Linked DNA regions of Mus musculus: all the other regions are linked to region 1. A link is a loop called in an ENCODE intact Hi-C map of the cell type or tissue named here. Cell type or tissue: gastrocnemius. All regions are shown on one strand.

What was found. A loop is a pair of places that touch in the nucleus more often than their neighbours do. Peaks named below come from ENCODE experiments on the same cell type or tissue, not always from the same donor. Only the 100,000 strongest peaks of a DNase experiment are listed, where the experiment ranks them.
Region 2: a loop joins it to region 1, with 2.9 times the contacts of the local background. A loop is called at or near these places in 16 of 42 quality-filtered maps.
Region 3: it touches region 1 in a loop (2.5-fold over the local background); 18 of 42 quality-filtered maps call a loop at or near these places.

What each region holds. Positions count from the first base shown.
Region 1 is chr15:32,242,191-32,250,190 of GRCm38, forward strand. Sema5a (sema domain, seven thrombospondin repeats (type 1 and type 1-like), transmembrane domain (TM) and short cytoplasmic domain, (semaphorin) 5A) reads left to right here and starts at 2,623. Exons shown (of 23, transcript NM_009154.2): 1 at 2,623-3,109. Snhg18 (small nucleolar RNA host gene 18) reads right to left here and starts at 2,472. Exons shown (of 2, transcript NR_038186.1): 1 at 2,192-2,472. In gastrocnemius, a CTCF peak has its summit at 3,986 (motif pointing right); DNase peaks (open chromatin) are centred at 1,135, 2,454, 2,616, 2,931 and 2 more places; H3K4me3 peaks cover 5,535 bases; H3K27ac peaks cover 5,001 bases.
Region 2 is chr15:31,608,197-31,616,196 of GRCm38, forward strand. Atpsckmt (ATP synthase C subunit lysine N-methyltransferase) reads left to right here. Exons shown (of 5, transcript NM_026546.3): 3 at 1-37; 4 at 1,370-1,420. Among named protein-coding and RNA genes, the nearest start is that of Atpsckmt, 10 kb to the left of the region's middle. In gastrocnemius, a CTCF peak has its summit at 3,020 (motif pointing right); a DNase peak (open chromatin) is centred at 3,035.
Region 3 is chr15:32,008,921-32,016,920 of GRCm38, forward strand. No RefSeq gene overlaps it. Among named protein-coding and RNA genes, the nearest start is that of Gm32499, 140 kb to the right of the region's middle. In gastrocnemius, a CTCF peak has its summit at 3,305 (motif pointing right); DNase peaks (open chromatin) are centred at 1,075 and 3,312.

The DNA of each region.
Region 1 (8,000 bases):
TACTTAAAAACAATTGCATTTCAGAGTGCCTGCTCTGTGCTAAGCCTCAGCTGTGCTTTATTGAGCAGCTTCTTTCTCCTTTGGTGCTTGTGGGTCAAGCTGCATGAGAAGACGTGAGTGAGCTCAGAAAAGTTCACGAACTTTCTGCAAGTCAGTAGCAAAATCAGTGTCAGCTTAGGACCATTTCACCTCCAGGGGTTCTCAGCCTTCCTAAGGCTGCGACCCTTTAATACAGTTCCTCATGCTGTGGGGGCCACAATCATAAAATTATATCACTGCTACTTCATAACTGTAATTTTGCCGTTATGAATCATGATGTAAACATTTCACATGCAGGATATCCGCTATGCGACCCCTGTGAAAGGGTCGTTCACCAGCCAAGAGGTTGTGACCCGCAGGTCAAGAATCACTGTTTTAGACCAAGAAAGCACTCCAAATGAGGATTTGGTTTCTGGTCTTGTTTCTTAGAGATTTGTAATTCATTATCACTGATACATTTAACAATGGTATAGTGTAGTCTGTAAATGGCAAAAATCAAACCTACATCCTGCCCCAGTAACACAAATTCACTTCATTTAGAGGGTGAAATTCTATGGGATAATCCTCACGGTAAACAGCGCTTATGCCTCCAAGCTAAGAGTGAGTTTCTTTGTCTGCTTGTAAGTTTATAAGTTATCCCTAGGTGGTCCCAGGCTGGCCTTGAATTCTCAATCCTTCTGCCTCAGCCACCTGAGTGCACAGGTTTGATCTCCCTCATTCCTTTCTTCCTTAAAAAAAAAAATATTTTTTTTTTTAAAAAGATGTGCTAATTGTTTTTATCAGTTGACATTGAGGGATAAGCATAAGAAAGAGTGAAGTACATTTGAGTTTTAATTTGTCTTTCTCCACCCTGTTCTGCTCCACCCTGCCTTCCTGAAGGCTATAGGGTTCAAGTGTGAGGCTGAGGTCTTCCACTGTCGGCCCCTAGAAGGCCTCCTTCTCCCAAAAGTCTCCCAGACTGTTGTGCCACGTAGGCAAGAGAAGGGGAGTGCTCAGAATGGCGCTAGTTCCCACCCACTTCTGAAACAGCAGGGAGAAGCAAAGGAAGCCTATTAACTTTTCCGGGCAAGATCTAGAAGCCAGGAGCTGCCACCCCAGAGCTGGAAGCCAGCCAAGCATCTGTAGTAGATGTTTCCCAAACAAGCCCTAGAAGACATCTGCGTTGGGGCCATACTTTTCAGGCTCCACAATTGTAGACACAGCACACTCTGGGGTTGACATAGCCTCCAATGGACTCTTTCAAAAATGGTTTCGCCTAATTCTTTCATTTGAAGGTGACAGACACAACAAATTGGTGGCAACTTGTGCTTCTATTCACCTCCTCTTGAATCTCTGTGGTCCTGGATGAGCGGTGACACATTCCAGCTATTACCCGGTCCCTGTTTAGCATCATGGAACCCTCACAGAGGCCCCGAACTGTCACCGGCGCCCCTATCCCCTACCAGGGCACATTTGCAACCTGCCAATACCAGGATGTGATTGTGGCAAATGGGAACATCCTTAGGTCTTGCAGCTAAGAAACTCATTGATGAGGTTCCTTATGCAAAAGCACCCGAGGCCACCAACAAGGCCCGATATGGGAGGAAAACCTGAAGACATCGTTCCTTTACCCTATCCTGAGGGAAAAGGATCGCCAAGCATGGCTGTAGGGGCAGGGATCCACGGTTTCTGACTTTATCCTGTAATTTCCCCTCTTCACAACCTTGTATGTTGTTTAGAACTTGGTGAGTTGATCACTTCCTTAGAAGGAGAACTGAACAACGCGTCAATAAAGCTGCCTTCCCAAGGCATTTACTTTGCGTTCCAAGATAAACTTTTTGCCCCCATGCTCACTCAGTAAACTCCCAAGATACTTGCGGAGTACCAATTAGCCCAGCTGTTTCTGTCCATGAGGTAACCCTCTCCTAATTCCCATTAGGGCTACTTGGGAACCTCTTGCTCTATTTCCTTGGATGGCAGATTTATTCATTTCTCTGATCTATCCTTTTCAAGAACTGAGAGCCTTGCTGGGCCCAGCTCGCCTGTAAGAATCCGCGGCGGGCCCCTCACCACCCCCAAAGCACACCCCAGTCTTCTTATGATGACACAGAAGAACTGAATCTTAAACTTCCACTTTCTTCCCACCCGCGATCCGCCGGGGGCACGCACTTACCTGGAGCTTAGGCAGGCCTAGCAGACGCCACGTCTCTGGTTTGGGTTGAACTGCCTCCAGCCCTTTATACAGCCCATCCTGCAAAGTAGCCACGTAGGAGCCACCGGGCAAGGGGCGGGTAGCCAAAGAAGGTCTCTTCCAGGCGAGGAAGGGAGTTCGAAAAAAGTCACCAGTTGGGTGAGCTTGCACTCTGGTGGCACAAATAGAACTCCTGGGGTGTGTAGAGAGCCCCCTGGGGAGTGTTTGGGGGTCCCATCTCGGGAAGAGGCGGGGCTAGAGGAGGGGCCTGGGAAGGTCAGGGGTGGGTGGGGCGCTCAGTTTGCACGCGGGAGGGGCGGAGTAGGGGAGGTGCGGCGGAGGGGGCGGGGCGGGGGCGGGGCGAGGCGAGGCGGTCCTGTGCTCCCCGCCCCGAGCTCTGGGCCCGCTCACCCAGCGCTGGTCTACTCGCTAGGAAGGCGGCGTCAGCAGCGGCTGCTCACGCTGTGCCCACTCCCGCGCGCGCTGCGCTCCCGCCGCGGGTGGGCTCCTCAGCCCTTGGCTGACGGTGGCCCCAGCCTTGTGGCGACCTCTGTATCCCACCTTCCCACTGCGGGGGCGTCCCGGCACGTGCAATCCTTTTTGGGGGTGTTCTTGGTTCCCACGCGCAGCTACTAAGCAGAGGGTACCCAACTTTGCCACCTCACCGGTCGCCCTCTCTCGGCGCGAGCCTGTCCACTCAGCTGCACAACTGGAGACTCCGGCAGACTAGCTGGTCCCCAGCCTGGCGCGCTGCGAGAGGAGGATAGCTCTGGAGAAGTGGCGGGGTGCAGTGGTGGCGGCTGCCTCGACTTCCCTCGTAGTACACTGAAGAGGACCCTTGGAGCAGCTCCGGGCCCCGGGGCGCTGGATGACTAGCAGGAGGAACGCGCCCGGCATCTGGTGAGCTCTCTCCCCGCAGAGTCCCTGAGTGTCATAGCTGAGACCCTGCACGTGTGAACTGGACTCGGCACTGGTCCATTTGCGGGTGGTGTAAGTCTCTGGTAGGGTCACTCTGCAGACACCTGGGTGGGGACAACCTGGCAGAGGCGCGTGCAGGACTACCATCAAAGCGGGGGCGGTCGCAGTGGAGATAGTGCACGGGCTGGAAGTTTGTGTCTTAGCCTTTCCCTGGATACGAGCGTGGATTGAGAAGGTCCGGGTGTGCGACCGGTCAGTGGGCAAGCCTGCACCTCGGCCAGCACCTTTCAGGTACCCGTGGAGATCTGTGTGCGTAATCCGCGCTAGGCCAGGCTTGCTTGGTGGGATCTGGAACCGGGATTGGTGGTCGGAATCGCCTACCTCCCTGCACGGTGGACTAGGGGACATTTATTTTCCTGCTCTCTGCACAGGGGCTCTGCGGTGTTCGTGAAAATCTGGGGTTAGTGGGACCAGGGCACAACTCCGCCAGGGTGTTTTGCTGAGGAAGACTAAGGCAGGGATGGCGAAGCCTGGGGCTTCAGCAGGATGAGCTCCAATCGCAGAGCCCCCGTCTGCGGGCAGCCCAGCCGCACGCATTTCATACCCGGGTTCACGGTCTGGGGCCAGGAGAAGATCGGTGCTCAGGATATTCCGAGGAACTGTTGGAGGGGAGTGATCTCCGGCGATCGCCCTTGGAATTGGGCCCAGAGCGGGTAGGTCCCGGTCCCGGTACCCCTCACCTCCCGCCCCGGGCTTTGGCGGGAAGCGCTTTCACGTCCTTTTTTGTTGTTTGTACCTGGATGCGGTTGCCTTGAGTTGGGTTTTAACTTTCCTGCGCCTGCGGCGTCCCGGAGATTCCCGGCAGGGGGCGCCAAGAGCGAGCTTTCGGAGAGGATGTCACAGAGCTTGTTAGTGTTTTTGTCCTGGGCAAATGGGTCAGGGGTCCTAGGCAGCAGTAAAACACAGATTTTTGCTGTGATTTCCGCGCTAGGCCAGGCTTGCTTGGTGGGATCTGGAACCGGGATTGGTGGTCGGAATCGCCTACCTCCCTGCACGGTGGACTAGGGGACATTTTCCTGCTCTCTGCACAGGGGCTCTGCGGTGTTCGTGAAAATTTGGGGTTAGTGGGACCAGGGCACAACTCCGCCAGGGTGTTTTGCTGAGGAAGACTAAGGCATTTCATACCCGGGTTCACGGTCTGGGGCCAGGAGAAGATCGGTGCTCAGGATGTTCCGAGGAACTGTTGGAGGGGAGTGATCTCTGGCGATCGCCCTTGGCGATCCTCTTTTCCTCTCAAAAGGAAGAGTTGAGAGAAGTGTTCTCTTTACCCAGGAGAGCTTTTTAGCGTAGTTAAGCGACAGAAAAGTTGGACGGAAGCCGTCTATCTGGAAAGGTTTCTTCCTAAGACACATTCCTACAAACTCCTCAGGGTACACATTTTTCTCCTTTGACAATTGGACTTAACAATTGAAACTGCGCGAAGGTATAAGAGTTATGTGTAATACGGAGAGGAGGTTCTGCTCCTAAGCAGCACATTGGTTAAACACCGGGTGTTAAAATTAATGCAGTGTATTTATTTATATTTTTAAAAATAGCTGTGTGTCCAGGCTTGTCAGGAAGAGCCCTGTTTTTGAAGTGCAGATGCGTTATTAAATACAGAATTCGTCTTTTATAAAGATAAAACTAGCCCTTAATAGGAAACGTTTTAAATACCCAACTAGGGTTGCCAATTAATGTTGTTTTTCATCTTTTGAGAGAGGGAGGAGTTCCTCTCTTGGAGTAAAAAGTTCACTGTTGCACTTCAGGCTTAAGCAGACACCTTCTGTTGTAGATCATTGAAACTACTTTTCTTTCCTGTGTTTACTCCAAAAGAAGTGTGCATTTCTTTCTGCCCACTCACATTTCTTCTGCACGTTTGTTTTCCATGAAGAAGCAGTTCCAAGTGTAGTTGTTTGAAACATAGACTTCCTGCCGTGAGTTTATTATAAAAACTTTTGAGACAGTGGCTCACCCAAGATGCCGACTGTTGTCACAGTGTGTGCCCATTCAGCTGTGAAGTCCATGTACTGGTATCAGCTTTTATGCGGCTGTAGTCAATACATACTTTTCCTCACATGGGAAATAAGCGATGCTCATCATTTGATGCCTTTTAAGCCGCTGCTAACTTATTTGGTTGCCTTAATGGCAAACAGCTGCAGGATCCCTGCTGAGAGCAAAGACTTTGGTCTTCTGGGTAGGGAAGACTGTCTTGGACCAGAGGAAGTATTTTAAGGTGTTTAGAATCTGCTGAAAATAAGCTGGTATTTATCCCTCCTTGTGTCTGTCTCAAGTGACATCTTAGTCATGTCTGCAGAGATTGAAAGAGAGAAATGGAAGAGCACAGAGTAAAACTAGTTCACAACAATACAAGATGAATGCAAACATATTCCCACAAGTTTACCATGACCCTAGGTTTTGTGGACCACAGGAAGTCCTTGTAGCTACTGGCTTCTCAGAGGAAATTCTTCTGTATCCTCATTGTAGCCTCTTGCTGAGGGACAGTTGTTAAAAGCAACAAGCATTTCTCTGTGCTGTATGCTTCGTGCTCAAAATAGATGCCAGTTTCTTGGGCTGCTATATCAACTGCTACTCATGCCAGGCTATATCAAGAGCTACCTAGCCAAACCGTTGCATAGTTCCAATTAACTGGATAATGATTTTTATCTGTTTAACTGAATGTCGTTTTATCATTAAGTCACTGAAACAGAGGCTTTTCGGCGACAAAATGCAGGAAGGTGGAGGAGGGATGGGTAGGGCTTTGCTAAGAGTCCAGCCAAGGGCATCAGGCATTCTGTTGGATATATGAGTGAGCATGGACGCCGACCCTAAAGAAGAGGCTTGTGTTCCAGCCCATGCCATGTGCAGTACAGAACAGATCCATTCGTTCGCATCAACTCCTAGTCAAGTAACCCATTTTTTTTTAAATGTAGAATTGAATAACATTTGAGGAAACCATTTCTTCCTATATATTTGCTATAATTCTTGATTCTAAAATTATGCCAAATTAGTATTATAAAAGTGTATCTGAAATTGTTGCTATAGTTACCCAGACAAATTGCTTAGGATATAATTATAATACCAAGGTGACAAGTTTTTGTGTTTAATGTTCAATAATGTTTGAAACATAAATTACAGCGTCTAACAAATTGAATTACAGCAAAGTATCGAACAAAGATGCCTCTACCTTTCTGCCCACCTGCACCTGCTTGCAAATCTTTATTTATATTCTGCAAAGTTAACTTTTCTGGAATCCCCAGATGAGTGAGTGTATGTCATTCTAAGTAGTGTACAGCGTCTGTACTATTGTCTGCAATATGGAGATTTTCATAGATGCTCCTCAAGTACTTTCTAAAGTAAGATGTAAAAGTCTAGTTGAAATTACTATATATTTTTAAAAACCCTCTACTATCCTGCAGACATCACCTGACATTGATAGTGTCTCTGCTGTTTGTAGTTCCCATAGATTAGCATAAGAGCATCCCAGAGATGAATATAAGGCATGAACACCAGCTCTTTGGGATATAGCTTTTTTTTTTTGGCATTTACATTTTTACTACATTGTGTGTGTGTGTGTGTGTGTGTTGAATATGACACAGTATAAAGGTCACATGACAGCTGTGTGTCTGTCCTTCCAATATGTATTTGAGAGCCAAATTTGGGTCACTAGGTTTGGTAGCAAGTACTTCACCAACTGTACCATTCTATTTTAGGGTACTGGTTATCCAAGTATACAAAATCTATTTTTTTATAGTAAGAAAAGAGAGGGGAACAAAAACTAATCTTAGGATCCCTTCAAAGTTTCTGTTCTCAGTAAGTCTGTCCAAAACACTCTTTGGTTCAGAGTTTAAGCAAGCTGGAACACAACAGACAAAAAGAAGAGAGATATTGAGTCCTAAGTCATTTACTTTATCACCGCACTGATAGCGACACAATTAGTCTGTGTCCTCTAGCTTTGTGGAAGATCCTAGAACTAGGAAACCCAGCCTCTGTTTCACAAGGTAGTTTGAAGCCATAGGACTTCAAAGATGAAGTTGTATGTCACCTGGGGCATGTCACTAAAAACATGGTCAGTACAGCATGGGACTCAAACAGTCAGAATATTCTGCCCAAAGTATGGCTGTCTTCTCTTTCCTTCTTCTTTGGTCCAAAATTTATGGTTGTTTGACAAGAGCGAAGATGAGCGTACTTTATTCCCATGCTGGAGTTCTCAAATGTTTTCAAACATGCTCAGTATTGAACGTGGAAAAGTGACTCAATTACTACTCTTTCTTTGTGTGTTTTGGGACTGGATTTCTGATTAACAATGAATAAGAAACGATTTCAAAAGAAAATACCTTTGTTAAAGGATGAGTTTCTTTTATATTTGTCCATAAGCCCACCTGGCTTTTATCTCCTAGTCTTTCATTCCTTTTCGTTTTGTCTCTGCATTTCTGTGGAATTGGCTGACCCGGAGTTCAAGTCAAGTGACGAGGAAGCACACAGCGGAACAATTTTACTTTGCGTTGCATTTTTATGTACATCTGAGAGTAAATCCCATTACTTCACTGGGTAATTCAATTACAGATATATATGATAAATAGCCAGTCAAGTGATACTATCAGCAGCCGGCACTATTGGAGAAATAATACTGTATTTGCTGAGATGTAAGATTTAAAAAAAAAAAAAAAAAGTTGTACGCAGGTGACAGCTAGAGTTGTACAAGGACAACTTGGTCACAGGCTGTGGCGTCCCAAACTCATTTAGTTCACATTCACTCAGTGCCTGGCAATAATGCACAATACACCCATGCAAAGAAAAGCAGTCAAAGACAATGAGGATGATGATTCTGCAAAGC
Region 2 (8,000 bases), 630 kb before region 1:
TGGCTCTGCCAAGTTTTATATTTCAGATCTCTGGAAGGTATGTAACAACTCTGGAGGATGGAGCTACAAAAGCTAATAGACCCTATTCATTTATAATTAGGATGACTGACAAAGCGAGTCAAGAGAAAACACAGTCCAAATGAATATTGTGTCGTAACAAGATGTATCCACATTTTAAACTGATGGATTTACTGATGGCTTCCTTCAGTGCAGAAGCTTCAAGTTTTGATAAAAGTCATATGAATGCTATGAATTTATGACCAAATTCAAGCAGTTTCATTTTTCTTATGAAATAATGAAATAGTTCATTTGGAAATCATAGGTTATTCGTGATAAATATTTGGTTTCTCTGTGTGTGTTGCATGTTAAGAGACAAAGCTGGAAGATAGAGTGAAGAGTCTATGGTAGCTTCTTGTCCTCATAAGTGGGAGGAGTTTCCAAATATATTTGTATCTTCTCTTTTCCACAATATTTTTATTATTTGGGAATTTCACATCACGCACCCCACCACACTCACCTCTCAGTCCTCCCAGCTCTGCCCTCTCCTTTTGTAACTTACCCCTCCCCTGCCCCCATCATCCTCCCACCCCCCCACCCTCCCACCCCCCACCCGACCCCACCCCCCAAAAAAAGAAAGAAAAACCCCACCAGTCCAGTCTGTGTTGCCTGTATATTCACTGGAGCATGGTCACACCACCATGGTCGGCCTCTTTTAAAAATCCGAGTCTTTTCTGACCCTCAGCTCCTCCAGAGCTCCTCAGTTGTGGAGAGCTACACTTTAGTATCTTGTATCTGTACTCTTGAATAAAGCCACAGACTGTCTATTGTGTTAGGAAAGCTTCACAAAGTGCTTTTTCTTAAATAAGAATTTGCCACTTGTACCACCGTCCTCGGCAGCTATGATAGCACACTTGGACTTTGTTTGTATTGTTTTCAGGCTCTATATAACTGAGTGGTCTCCATAGAGTAAATAGGACTTTTATTGGGCAATAAGAGTTTTGGCTGGCAAAGCACTTTTAACCCATTTTTCAGCTGCTGTAAAAACCATTTTATTGTACTTTGAATGAACTGTTAGGGAAGAGGAAGACGCCACAGGGTGAGGCAGGTGGCTTTGGGTGTTGGACCAGAAGCAGGGCAGAGTCCTGCCCTGAAGGAGTCCCCGTGAGGATGAGATGTGTCCCAGGATGCATCTGGAAAGCTGATGCATTCACTGGTGTATGCCAAAGTACATGTGGCAGTGTTTTCTTTTTGTTGTGCCTCTTGTGGCTGTTCTTTGGGGGACTGAAAACCTGCCCTCCTCCAGCGTGGGCTCCTGTGAAACACGGTGCATGGCTTAGAATTAACCTGCCTTTGTTTCCATCTCGTTCAGGTCACCTTTGCACAGTACTCCAATGTTGTCATTTTTGGTGTGCCCCAGATGGTGAGTCTGCACCCCTTTCCTTGTGACCTGCTTCTTGCTGGCACGACCAGCTGCATGCAACACATCACCTCTTCTCGCACATAGGCAGTGGTGGCTTCCCAGTGACTTTGAGGGAACATTGGATTTCAGGTCATTGGTTTAATGGGATACTTACAGACCTTCAAAGTTTAATCTTAAGGACTCAGCCACATTTTAAAATTTAGTTTCAGAGAAAAAAGAAATCTCAATGATCTCCCAAAGCCTTAAGTCACAGTTTGGAAACTGCCTTATGCGGTTCCAGCAGTGAGTGTGGTCGGTGATTTTCACGGCTGCTCACTCGCACCCCGCCGCCATCACTTGGGGAAGTTAATGGGATGCTCCCTTTGAATTGATCATTCCTCCAATTTTGCTGGAAGATAATTTTCAGGGTGGATGAGCATTGACTGGTTTCAATTTCCTCCAATTCGCAGATTTGCTAAAGAACTGAGTATTGAACTTTGATTAGCTATGTTCAAAGTAAAAGTACCACACTATTGTACTGAAAATGGGCCTAACTCGCTCACTCGCCCTTGCAGAGACGTTCAGGGTAGGATGCTTAGGTCACTCCTGGCTTAGATACCAAAGATAGCAACCCTCTTTTACTTCTCAGAGTTGTAATTGTAGCCATAATAATCTTGGCAGAATTAGATGTTTGATGAAATGGCGCTATATAGCTGATATGGTTTTTAATTAAAAAAAGGAAATTTAGTTTTTGTTGTTTTATTTTGCTATCTATGCCTTAGACCTTTGTTGATGCTTTTTGAGCTAGAGTGTCTCTGTGTAGGCTGGCTGGCTTCCACTTGCAGCAGTTCTCCTGCCTCCCAGGTGTGGAGACTATGGGTGTGTGCCCCAAGGCCCAGCTATGCTCGGGCCTTTATAAATAGCGTTGAACTGCTTGAGAGATGCATCTCCTCCTTGGAACTTTGAGTGGAATGAATGGTGCAGTCTTGGCTTTGTACAAACCAGAAATGGCACTATTACAAAAGTGGCTGTATTTATGTGTCTGTTACAGTACCTAAGAGTAACTGTTGTAAAAGTGAAGGCAGGTGTGAGGTCTTGGTCCCTGGTCATTTAAGAACTTGCTTGAGCCGGGCGGGCGGTGGTGGCACACACCTTTAATCCCAGCACTTGGAAGGCAGAGGCAGGCAGATTTCTGAGTTCGAGGCCAGTCTGGTTTACAAAGTGAGTTCCAGGACAGCCAGGGCTACACAGAGAAACCCTGTCATGAAAAACCAAAAACCAAACAAACAAACAAAAAACTTGCTTGGGTCAGCCTGGGCTCACACCTGCAATCCCAGCACCAGGGAGGAGGGTTATTGTGAGTTTGAGGCCAGCCTGGGTTGCAGAGTGAGGCCTGTCTCAACTCCCACAGCCCACAGATAAACGTACTTTGGGATCATAGACTTGATAGGGATTTGTGATGGTGATTACTACTTACAATGCTCAGCCTTTTCCTTCTAAGATGTAATGCTTAGCATATTGGATGTAGGGAAGTAGAAAGTAGATTTCCTGGGTGTTCTGTACTGGAGAGGTGCTAAGCTGACATATAGGCTCCAAAGCCTTGCTGCCTTGTCCCAGCTGGGGGCAGCAGTGGCCTTTGTGATACTGGGTGGCGGTTGCTCTGCTGCCTGAGTCAGGACTGGTTTGCACATATGTCAGGGCTGTTTCCTCAGGAGCAGCGGGAGTCTTGTTATTTTGAAAAATACATTTGCAATCATTGCTTCTTCTCCGGCATACAGACAACTCTCAGCCAAGTAATTTCAGCATTCCAGTGTTCCCTGAGAGTGTTCCCTGAGCGGGAGAGAGAGGGGCAGTGGGGATTCACAGAGGGGTCCTGTTGCTTTGAAAGCGATTTGGCCGGCTGTGTGCTCCATGGCATGGGCTGAGGAGGGGCACAGAAAGCTCATTGGGCTTTTGTTGAGTGGAAGGCTGAGTTTCATGTGCAGAACCCCCACTTTCAGCCCACATCAAACTTTACTCAAGTGGAAGTAGTGAGGGGCAGGAGAGAATGCTGGCTGGGAAGTTGGAGATCAGCTTTGCCCTCTCATAGTTGTGAGACCCTGGGAAAGTGCTTACTGTGTGTGTAAGGGTGCTGTTAACCACATCCCATTCTCTGGAACACTGGTCAGTACTCCTGTAGAGGCGGACAGCTGGCATGGTAAGCCCGCAGCCCTGCCTTTGATGCCAGCTGGGTTATTCCTAGTGGCACAGTGAGTTTATAAGTGGGAACCAGTGCTAACACTTCAGTGTGTAGCATACATCAGATTGGATGGTGAGTGACATTTGGACCCGCTAAACACTATGAAGCATAAGCTTATGAACCAAGAGGTTCTTTTCAAAATGCAGAACAAGTTGGTTGGGCCTTTGTTTAAAACCCTCTGTGAGGCTGGAGATGTAGTTCAGGTGGTGGAGTATGTGCCTAGCGTTCATGAAGCCCTGGGTCTGGTCCCCAGTACTACAGAAAACAGATGTGCTGGCACATGCCTGTAATCCCAACACGTGGGAGGTAGAGACACAGGGTTAGAAAGAAGTTCAAGGTAATCCTTGGCTACGTAGTGTGTTTGAGGTCAGCATGGATTACACAAGTTTCTCAAATACCCCGCAAAACCAAAACACCAAACAAAAACCCTCTGTCACTTACTTGCTATCTTAGGGAAAAAGTTCAAATCTGCTGAGTGACTCAGACTGGCATGGAGTGGCCCCTGCCCACTTGTGATCTTGTCTTAGCCATTTTCCTGTTAGTTCTCTGCACAGGCATTCATCTTGTCAGTCCTTGGACTTGGCTATGCCTCTCTCCATTCTCATTGCCCTCAGGTCCACTCTGCACTCAGCCTAGTTAGTGAACGCCTGCCCCTTCCTCTGAGAAACTGTTCATAGTGGTCTTTTTGTAAAAAAAAAAAAAAAGTCTTTTGTTTTATTTATTTATATGAGTACACCATAGCTGTCTCCAGACACACCAGAAGAGGTCATTAGATCCCATTACAGATGGCTGTGAGCCACCACGTGGTTGCTGGAAGTTGAACTCAGGACCTCTGGAAGAGCAGTCAGTGCTCCTAACCATTGAGCCGTCTCTCCAGCCCCATAGTGGTCTTAATGCTCCCCACTTTCTACTGTGTGGTACCTTGATCCTGTCCTTCAGTGAATATTGTACACTAGGCTCTTCTGTGCCTGAAGACTTTGCTCATGCAGTGAGGGTGGCTGCTGTGTAGGAGACAGGGTTCCCTTATCACTTATACATCAGTGAGTAACAAACACAAATACCCTGAGGGACCTTGACACGGCTTTAGAGGCAGTGGGACCTGGGAGAATGGAGCCAACAAATGAGGTGAACTAAATAAAGTCTCACGCAGTGGTCCCCTTTATCCAGAGTCCCAGACAGTTTATACTCTAAGGGTTAAGAAGGATCACATGAGCAAAGTTCCTCTGAGTTCACGCTGTATGCAGTCACAAGGACAAGTTACATGTGGCAAACCACATGAGGACGTGTTCTGACAGGACTTTTACACTAGTGAAAAGATTATATAGTAAATGAGACACCCATGTAGAATACACCATATACTAGAGGAGAATAACATGCTGAGGGATTATTGGAAGCAGGGAAGGGTAGGGCAAGGTGAGTATCCCTGGAAGGACACTGTCTATGAGTTGTCATCTGGGCTGAGGACCTGCAGTTCTCCAGTGCTGAATGCTGTGCTGGTTGGTTGGTGGAGAGCAGTCAGTAAGTACAGCTCATGGGGATGATGGAGATGAGCCAGGGAACGGAACTGGTACATGGAAGATGCTGGTCCTTCTATGGGCAGGAGCTGTTGAGGGTAAGCAGAGGGCGTAGGGACTGGCTAGGATAGAAAAAGACCATCCCATCTTTATGGAGGTCAGACCCAAGACATTAGAAACTGGGAGACACCTTAAGTGCTCTTTTGGGTGTCCAGGTGACAGACTGAGGCTCAGTCTCGAGTGTGTTAGCTGGTGAGATGTCAAATTCCAGCTTCTCTGCAAAGAGAAACTCAAAAGCAGTCGTGGGCGAATCCAACATTGGTGAGAGACAGAAGAGTCAAGGCCAGTTACTTCTTGTCTTCTGCTTCCTGGATGTTTGAGCCACCAGAAGCTGAGCTGGGGGAGAGAGGTACAGGAGAAGCCCTCTGTAGCAGCTCAGTATGGGCTCCTGAAGTCACTCTGGAAGTGTTGGGTAAGGAAGAGCCTAAAGCTCAGGTGTACAACCGTGGGCAAGCCCAAGGGGCAGGCAGACTTCAGGGGGGAGCTGCATAAGGCCTGCTGAGCTTTGTCTTGGAAGTGAGGCATAACCCGCCAAGGCTTCAGGGTATCGTCTTGGTAAAGACGCCCTCAGTCTTGGAGCCAAGTGGAAGAGGAAGGAGGCCGTCAGGTCACATGTCACATTGTCAGCCATGGGCCTGCCTTATGCCTTTAGCTGAAGAATGATTGGAATATGATGAGTTTGTGTCACTTTGAAACCCATAATTGTATGAATAATTTTGAATTCTATTAGGTAGGCATAACACATCAATGCTTCTCTTTGTGTGTGATATCAGGACAGATTTGATGCATATTTATGTGTAATTTAGTCAGTTAACTTCTTATGATTGAAATAGCTTCTTTCATTTTAGGTTTATCTTGACTTAGCATGTGACAGTCACTCTGAAATAAGAGGAACTAGAAAAGAGAAAAGAATAGTAATGTGAATACGTTTACAATTATCTTTTTATGAACAAAATTACCATAAGAAACCTGGTATTTTGAAAAATGCATGTTGTCTCATGTTTTGTGTATTTAATTTTTCCCTCAAGGAATAATTTCTTTTTTTAAATCTTTGCCGGCCACCAGAAGAATAGAAATCTTCTCTCCTTAATGAGATTTAGCCTCTTGTTATCAAGTCTAATGATGCATTAGAATTTTGGCTTATTCTGTTCATATTACGGAGGTTCTTCCAAGCCATTTTTATAAGATGTTAGTCAAGAATAAGACCTTCATGAGAGCCCTGTCGGTCTCTCTGTCTTGCTGTAGTTACTTTTAGAGGGAGTAGTTTTTGCTTAGATCTTCATTTCTAAGTATCATTTTTCATTACAGGGAACCAGGAATCCTTGAGAATTGCTGATTTAGGGTTGCAGAAAGGAAGGTAAAAAAGCTTGGAGCCAGTGTTTGAGCCAAGACATAAGGAAGTACTTAAACTATTGAATGGGAGTGTTTCCAAAGGCTGAGAAGCCAGATGCAAGGGATGCCCCGTGGGCAGATTTGGACAGGTCGAACATTAGGATAGACAAGGCCAGCAGTGAGCTATGAGTCACTGAGTGAGCCATTAGGACATGGGCATTCTTATTTGCCACAGATAGATATTGCAGGCAGGAGACAGAGGGACACAAGAAGGGAAAGCTCTTCCTTGCCACAGAATCCTAACTGTCCATCCAGAGGCAGATGGAGGACTAACCTGTTGTCGCTTGAGTCTTTATGGTAAAAATTGAATTCAGTCAGGATCCTCAGTGGATGCTACTTCTAGGGCAGAGGTGACCTGTGAGTAAAGGTGCTTCCAGTGGTCTACAGCGGGTCACTGAGGGTAAAGGGAAGGCAGCAAGTACGTTACAGAGGTACAAGATTCACGCTGATCGAGGGCCTGATGAACCATCAGGGCAGAAGGGCCTCCTGGGTCGGTTCACAGGCTTGCAGCAAGGCCATTGCCAGAGACCCACACGCCATGCACTGAGCCATCAGGAATAAATATCAGGGGATCCTGAGGTGAAGGTCATTTTGGCCATTGTCATGGAAGACAAAGAAAGATAGGAACTGTTCCAGGTCAGAAGGGACTGAAGTGGGCATGTAGCTGAGAGGTAGAGCCCTCCCTGGACTGGCATGTACCACAAGACAAAACATACAAAACCAAACAACAACAAATAAAATTAGGAGACCAAACAACCCATATGGTTAAGCAAGAGCCTTACTCACTTCTTGGGTGGTGCCGGACATCACTGGATTGTTCTGGGGTTACTGAGGGTCACGTGGCCTGCTTCCTGGGGTGGCCCTCACAGGGACTGTGGAGGAACAGGATTGTTGTGTAAAGAAGCAGAGTTCAGGGAGCCAGAGTGCCATGGTGGGCAGTAAGGCAGTGAGCGGTAGAACTCTGCCCTGGGTGGACGGCACATGGGTCTTTTCTCAGGATCTGCAGCTTGTCTACAATTTTACACCATCTCAAAATTAGTTGAAAGTAGAAAGTGAAACAAACAATTTTAGAAGATGAAGGTGTTAGTACATTTTTTACAAATACAGATAATTTTAAATACTTGCTAATTTGTTGATGTCATTAAAATGTCAATACTTTCAGCAAATATTAAAAGCACTTTATTTGTAGGTTGGGTGATAAAATTAATAGAAAATTGATATAACCTATATTCAGAAATTCACCCTTATGGATGTAGAGGTAGCTTAGTGGGAGAGGGTTTGCCGAGCACGAGTGAGGTCCTGGTTGCACTTTGTAGAACTGACTACCTCCAAGGGTGGACATGCATCATCAGTATGTTATAAACATATTATAAAGTTATTTCTAATGGGTAGAATG
Region 3 (8,000 bases), 230 kb before region 1:
GTTACTAGTATGACTATATGATAAAAGCATAATTTATAGCACTTAATTAAAATAGGCAGCTGCTTGCAATGACTTAGAGTTCAACTACATCATTCAGAGTGAACTACATGTCACTTATCTATACATAACTCTATCATCTACAAACCATGTGTTGGGCTAGAGATATCATTTGTGGGATAGAGTGCCAGCCTATCTTGTGTTAGGCCCCAGATTCAATGTCAAGTACAAGGAGGAAGGAAGGAAGGAAGGAAGGAAGGAAGGAAGGAAGGAAGGAAGGAAGGAAGGAAGGAAACAAGCTATATGCTAGAAGCTCTACTCACAGAAGAATCGAGATGTGATTCTATCAAGTATAGAGTGCTTCATCTCAAGGATGAACCCAGTTTGCAGACTATCTTGTTACTCATAAGCTATTGATACTGGACATTTACTGGCAGTCTGCCTCATATCAGTCCCTACTCTTGTTGTGTAGGGTTTTTCTGACTCTGCAGTAATTCCCAGACACCCCAGTTGTGGTAATTAAGACATAGGAATGCATATGAACTAAGCACTAGGGGTAAAGGGCAAACATGACATCTGATAAAGAAAACAGCTTTGCATAAGAAAAAGCCTTGGGGTTTGTTCAGAACTCTAGAAAAAAGAAAGAAAGAAAAGAAAAAGACAATTTTATTCAAACTGAATTTGACTGAGGGAGCTTATGAAAGGTTATTTGTCTTGAAGGTCAGTGGGTCAAATCTGGACTTGACTGTGAGAATGATAAGATGTTGCTGAATTTTAATCAGAGGACTGCTGAGGTTTATTTTCTATGTTTAAATGGCTATTCTGGCCACAGCTCAGAGACTGAGAGAGGATGAAAGAGGAGGTTTTGGAATAGACCAATCAAGACAGGCTTGCCCTACCCTGGAACTGGGCTGAAATGGTGTGGAGAAGGTGGATCCAAGTGTATTGCATCCATTGTTCCTTGACCAGATGATGGAGGAAAGGCAAAGATGTTGTGGGGAGGCCCAGGAGATATTATATCTAACTCCTGAAATGGGGTGCAGAGTGAGACAATGGGCTCCAAGTCAACTTCCTTATGCAGTGTAAGAGGGCGGCCAGTGGGGGAGCCTGACTACAGGGAAGCAAGTCACCATCACAGACATGACAGTGTTCAGAAGTTAGGCCGGTTATAGAGTAGGGTTTCATATTTGGGTGGAAATGAATCCAGCGATGATGGGAAGAGTCAGAGCACTGGAACTTCTGTAGGTAGGAGACTAGCAAGAAAAAAGCAGGTGCCAGGGGAACCTAAGAACTACAAGGCAGGAAAGCAAAGATGGTGTGGTGCCACCAGATAAAGAGTATCATGAAAGGAAACATATTAACAAGTACCAAATGTTGCCTAGAAGGCAATCACAGTCAGGTCTAAAAGTGTCTTTAATGTTTCTCCTTTAAAGGAATGTGTATGTGTGTGTAAATATATACACACACAACACATATACTTTTAGCCCTGTGTATGTGTGTGTGTATGTGTGTGTGTGTGTGTGTGTGTGTGTGTGTGTGTGTGTGTGTGTGTACCATTAGTACCCATTGGGATGATTGCTGATGTCTTTCAGGCAAGGAGAGGCTGAGATGAATCTGACAGAGCTTGTGCTAGAAAGCAAGGATGAATCACAGAGGAAACAACACAACGGCATAGGATCGGGCTGCATTCGTAGTTGTTCTTCTTGTCCAAAATCACAAGTTATCCAGGAAAACGGTCTTAATTGGTTTCTACAAGTTGACCATCTGGAAAGTCCCCAAGTTTGTAACAGTCATGCTGTTACAAAGGAAAAAAAAAAATCAGAACTGATGCCTCCTGAAGCAGCAATTCAGTGTTCTTATCTGAAGTTAGGAAAAAGGGAAATGGAGCCTAACCTTGTCTCCCAGGAAGGAATTGTAATTATGACAATCCAAATGATCTCATTTCGGAGGGAAAGCATGCTGGCTGCTCATAACTTGGTTCATCACCTCACGGTAGGACAGAACTGATTTGGGAAGTCTCAGATTCGTTAAAAATCATTAGATGTGAGGTAGGCAGGCTGACGCAGGGATAATCAGCACTGTCCAACCAAACCGCCTGTTGAGCTCAAGGCTGTTTTTGAGCACGGATGCATCTGGAAATGGCCAGTACTTTCACTGATGCGGATAGGGCTCTTGGTTTTAGTGATGCAGGACACAGGGCTGGGTGTCACCCACTCCTGTCATGGAATCCTCTTTGCATGGCTTCACATGGCACTTTGGGTCTAGTCTCCAGGTTACTGGAAATGCAAAGGAAAGAACCACAAGCTAAATAGCGCCATGGGAAAGTGTTTGGGTATGTCCAGAAAGCAAGATGTTTCATATGCTCCTAGTGTGGCTCTTCTTTTAAGTCAGGGCTTTGGAGAGGATTATGTTCTGGACTGGAGGAAAGCTAAGAGCCTGAATGGCTGAGCCTGGCATGAACATGCACAATCCTTAATATTCTCTCTCTCTCTCTCTCTCTCTCTCTCGTTCTCACTTTCTTACACTCTCTGTCTCTGCCTCTCTGTCTCTGTCTGTTTCCGTGTGTGTGTGTGTGTATGTGTGTGTGTGTGTGTGTGTGTGTGTGTGTGTGTGTGTGTGTGTGTAGGGTCATGGACACTATTGGAAACATTACTTTTCACTGAGTATTATATTACTTTGAGGGTGATTGTGAGTTTTATAGGTGTGCTCTCTGTTCTGGGAAGTGGCCATGTCTGGACAACTGAAAATCTTCTAGGCACATGGCCCCTCCATCTCTTGAGGCTCCAGATAGTTTCCCCTCCTCTTCCCACTCAAGGTATACTCAGTAGTAACAAAGTCCCACAAAATGAGTCTCTGAGCATTTAAATATTCTTCTCTGTCCTCTTGATCATGTACATACTCCAGAGATGGCACATCAAGCCATCTGGTGTGACTTGCCTTCCTGTTGGACTGAGATGGGCACATCTTCCATTTGAATTTCTAGTGGAGCGTGCACTTCACAGTTAGGACAAAGGTCCACCCAAAGAAGAGTAAATGTTTTATTTGTTTGTTCTTTGTGGGGGTGGGTAAAGAAAATTGTGCTGATTCTTTGCCTAGAGCAGAGCTATACACACTGCATTTCAACAGATAATCATTAGCCCAAAGTCTGTCCAAATTCAAGGCATGATTCAAATTTCATAGTGGGTAAAGATTAGGAGAAAATGTCTACAATATTTTGGAAGGCTTTTAACATGCCAACGGTGGGAAGGAAAAACTAGAAATCAACTACCTCCTCACCAGACATTTTGTGACACTTTCTACTCCAACCAACAGGGGGAGCTGTGTGACTTTTCTGCTCAATTCTAAAAGGGGTGTGTGTATATGTGTATGGGGCGGGGAATCTCTGCCTTTATTCAAGTATGTTTCCTTTTGTTGATGAAATTTTGAAGGTTTTTCTTTTTACATGACTCCTATATAGCTCTTGTTATATTTTTAAAGCCCTGTGTTTTGGGTGGTAGGGGCTTTTATTCTGTGAGAGGAGTCAGCTGTGGCATTTTCTATAGCACCATGCAACAATATTATTTCCTTCATATAGCTCTAAATCTGTTATGGTGTCTTTTAAAAGATTATGACTATTTTGTTTTATTTTTATTGAGCTATAATATGTTTACATATTTACTGTTGCACACATTTTACAGAAAAGAACAGAAACATTTCCCTAATTTCACGGGGAGGGGGGTACTTCCAACGAAATACTATGTAACTGTGAATACATTATATTGATACAAACAGCCAAATGGATTTTTGTGCCAATAGGTAAGCTAAATGATAGGCACTGCATGTATATTCTAGAAATGAACATTGCAATATACAGATAAGAAATACCTAGATGAGGCTCCCCACTCCAGGAACATAGAAATAGGGGTTCTAGTATAAGTGGCTAAGGGATTTCCATTCTTATATGAGAGGGTCAGATTCTGCATCAGAAAGTGGAGTTAGGGATAACTCGGTATAAAGTAAGTGGAGGACACAGTAAGGTGGAGTGGGTCTGTGCAAAGATCCCGAGGAGGGAAAGTGGCTGGCACACACTTGAAGGAAAAGCATAGTTTTAGGAGCAAATGATAGGAACAGGTGTGTGGTACTTTCTCAGTTGACTGGAATGTGCTTTGCCCTCTTGATGGCCAACTTCAGGTCACACCCGAGATAACATTTGAAAGTACTGTGTGATCTCTGGACTTTCAGTTCTTTCTCAGGACAGTTGGTGGCTCGAGCCTCGTGTATGAAAACCTGACACAGGAAGAAACTTCAAGGTCTTTCTTTATGTCATAGGCTGGGAATTTATGGTTGGTAAATAGAATAAAAATGTTTCATCTTGTGTCTCTTTTTTTAATACAAGTTTTAAAATAAGCACATATGATGTAATTAAGTACAAAGTATGTTCTCAAACAATACTCAAAGTGACTGATTCCCCTCTTTTCTACCCTAAAGGCAACATCTGTTACCAATTTCTTCTAAGCCATTCCAGAGATATTCCAGTTGCCATAGCATGAGAGAGAGAGAGAGAGAGAGAGAGAGAGAAGGAGATAAAAACCTGTGCTCAGATACCAGTGCACATTGTGTGTGTGTGTGTGTGTGTGTGTTTAGGACAGAGGTCAGGTGCTATATGCGTTATTTTAAGAGACAATCTCTCTCACTGAGACTTGGGGCATGCATCTAGGCTAATAGGGTTGGCCAGAGTCCCCAGGGATTCACCTGTCTCTACCTCTTTGGTACTGAGATTGCAAGGATGAAGTTCTATGCCTAGATTTTTTTTTTTTTTGTGGGCACTGGGCATTGAAGTCATGCTTTCTTTTCTTTTCTTTTCTTTTTTTTAAAAAAGATTTATTTATTTATTATATGTAAGTACACTGTAGCTGTCTTCAGACACACCAGAAGAGAGCGTCAGATCTTGTTACGGATGGTTGTGAGCCACCATGTGGTTGCTGGGACTTGAACACTGGACCTTTGGAAGAGCAGTCGGGTACTCTCACCCTCTGAGCCATCTCACCAGCCCGAAGTCATGCTTTCATAGAAAGCACTTTACTGACTGAACGAACCATCTTCCCAGACCATGGCGTCTTATATCCCTTCATAGTCCTACTCAGTCATCTTCCATCTAAAAACCCTTTCTTGTTTCCTGAGTGTTTGCTTTTGCCTTAGGGACTTGTTGCATCTGTCTCAACATCTCCAGACACATGTTCATGCTATGAAGAAGCGGGTGATCATAGGATGGCCATCTCTCCAAAGCAGAAGACTCAACAGAATCCATTCCTTCACTCTCCTTCCATATTTGTAGATGAGTTGTCATTAATAGTCATCATTAAACTCGGAGACTCTTCCAACCATGCCTTGCTGCAAAGGGAACACAGAGTAGTGATCCCGTGGCATCTCCCTGCCCTCTGGTGGGTTGACTAAATCTCATCTGGAATTGACATCTAGAAGGGGATAAGTTCTAAGTGCAGAGCAGCTGTGAAATTCCTGCTTAAGCAATGTCCATCCTGTCTACTTGCTGCTTTCTGTGCTTAGAACCAAGACGTGTGCTCTAAGCTACAGTTCTTTACCTATATCATCAGCAGGATCCATATTGTCACCTTCCTCCTGTGAATCTTTGCACCTCAGTGGGCATCATCCAGGAAGCAATTCTTTTAGCAACATCTTGTCATGTTCTCCTGACACTTGTGTTTTTGTGTTTCTATGTAGATTAGACACTGGAGTGCCCAGAAATGTGGACAGAAGAGTCACTTACAGCCCAGTGCTAGAGAGTGCTGGGATTGTGGGCTGATGCAGCTTGGCAGCAGATGTCTAAGGGACAGAAAATGCTTTCCTGATTTTACTCTTCTGTCATTATTTCCCAGAGGAAATTGTTTCATAGAATTTAAATTCACAATGAATGAAGCCTGAGCGGATTCATCCTAAACACTGTGTTCCCTGGGTTGTCTCATCTGAGGAATTGGTTTCCCTTTAAGGCCAAGCTCTCAGGTCTGAATTGATATTTCTTAGGCATTTAAGAGAGAAGATAGAAGATCCTAGGGTTCTCCATTTCTAGCTATAAATGATTATACAATCTTGGCGACCAGTCTTTCTGGAGATTTTAGATTATTAAGTTGATGCCTCATGACTGACTTAATGATGTCTTTCTTATTGGACACTTAATATTTTATGTTTTCACTGCTCTAATGAAGAACGCTACAAGAAATGCATGTAAGTGAGACTATTCACAAGTGACATATACAGTCACACGTTTTGACATAGCTTAGTCACGGGAGGGGTTACTTCTCTTACACTTCCCAGTTCTCTTCCTTTTGTGGAGACTCAGACCCTATGCCATTCTTCTACAATAGAGAGTGACTTATCCCTGGCTCCTCTCTAATGGCTGCCTTTCTGTGTGACCAGTTATGACTAATGTCACGTGGGCAGAAGTGGTACAAGTAAACTGTAGTAGCCATAAACTTCTTTAATGGGAGATTATTGTGCAATCTTTTTCTCTCCTTCCAATGTTGTGTTGAGGATGTGAGTTTGAGAGCTTGAGTGTGCTCTCACCGTATACTGTGAGACAGATATGACAGGAGCTGGACAAGGGAACAGCTGAGCTCCTGTGTGCTTGTAAGGAACTGACTCATTATACCAGCACCAGGCTGCTTTGGAAGGTGCAAATTAACTTCTATCCTGTTAACAATCTTTCTGTGGGGTCTTTGTAATTTTCACCTTCATGCAACCTTGCAGGAGTATAATGAGAGAATCCTAGAGTTCAAGGGTGATCAGGAATAATGCCTAGAGACTGGAACTGAGATCCCAGCGAACAAAGTAGACATACCCTAACAAAATTAGCTCCCTCAGAGCTTCTCCCTCTATGATTAGCTGAGATTATAGGATCTGCTTCAACGTTCTTCACTGTCTATTAGATCACACACTGAAGCCAGACAGGGTAGATACAGTGACCTCATGCCCCAGGTAATGAAACCAAACTCTCCAGACAAATAGAGAGGCTGGCTAAAATGACAGGCTTCTGCACAACCCAGACCTACTGACTCACAGTGCCTGGGGATGCCGACTAAGGAGTACTTATAGTCAGTTTATTAAATGTTCCTGAAGTGAGGACGTGCTTGGGACTTATGCCCCAATTCTGCTGAGTTTTCAGATAATTGCTTTGTTGTCCAGTAACTTTTTGAACACACCCTGTGGAATTGAGCCCGTATGAAATAGATATAAAGAAACATATGTTGTGACCAGCTTATTATGCCTTTGAGTACTGGGAAACTGAGGCACATAAGTAGTCTGTTACTTTAGCAAGCATAGCATCGCTCTGTCCCTGGGCTTGGAGTCATTGGGAGCTGAGTCTCCTTGCCTTGTCCTTTGGCCGCTCCCAGCATCCCCGAGTCAGCTCATCTAGCTAGCTCTTCACATTCAGCTCTACAGGGAAGACAACAGGACACAGTGGGGATGGACAGACACACTTCAGCTCCTTTGGGGATGCTTTCTCTAGTGGGGATGCTTCCAATCCTCTCTAGTTTTGAAGTTATTAAATAATTAGGTTCCTTATGTCCCCCTGGGAAGTTTGGCTAGCTCTTTAAACTGAGAACTCATTAATCCCCACATTTTTACAGCTTTCCCAAGTTGTATCCCAGGTCTTATAATGTGACTATATGTCATTTCAGCCATCAGTAGGGTGTGGTTCATGTTTCTCTGGGTCCAAATTGGCTTGTGACCTTGGGTGACCATGACATGCCATCCCTGTTGGTTTGGCATTACAAGCATCACTTGTCTTCTTGGAAGCTTGTTCTACTGTGCAAACAGTCCAGGATCCCTTGATGGGCAAAGAGGGGGAAAGCAGACAGGTTAGCCCAGTTTACAGCCAGCTGACTAACCTGATCACCTGGAGGGTGAGCTACGAAGGCCTCATCTGAGAAGTGCAGAATTATAAACTACATAAACCTTGGATGTCTTACACTACCAAATGGTTAATTATGCAACAAAGGGCAGATAGT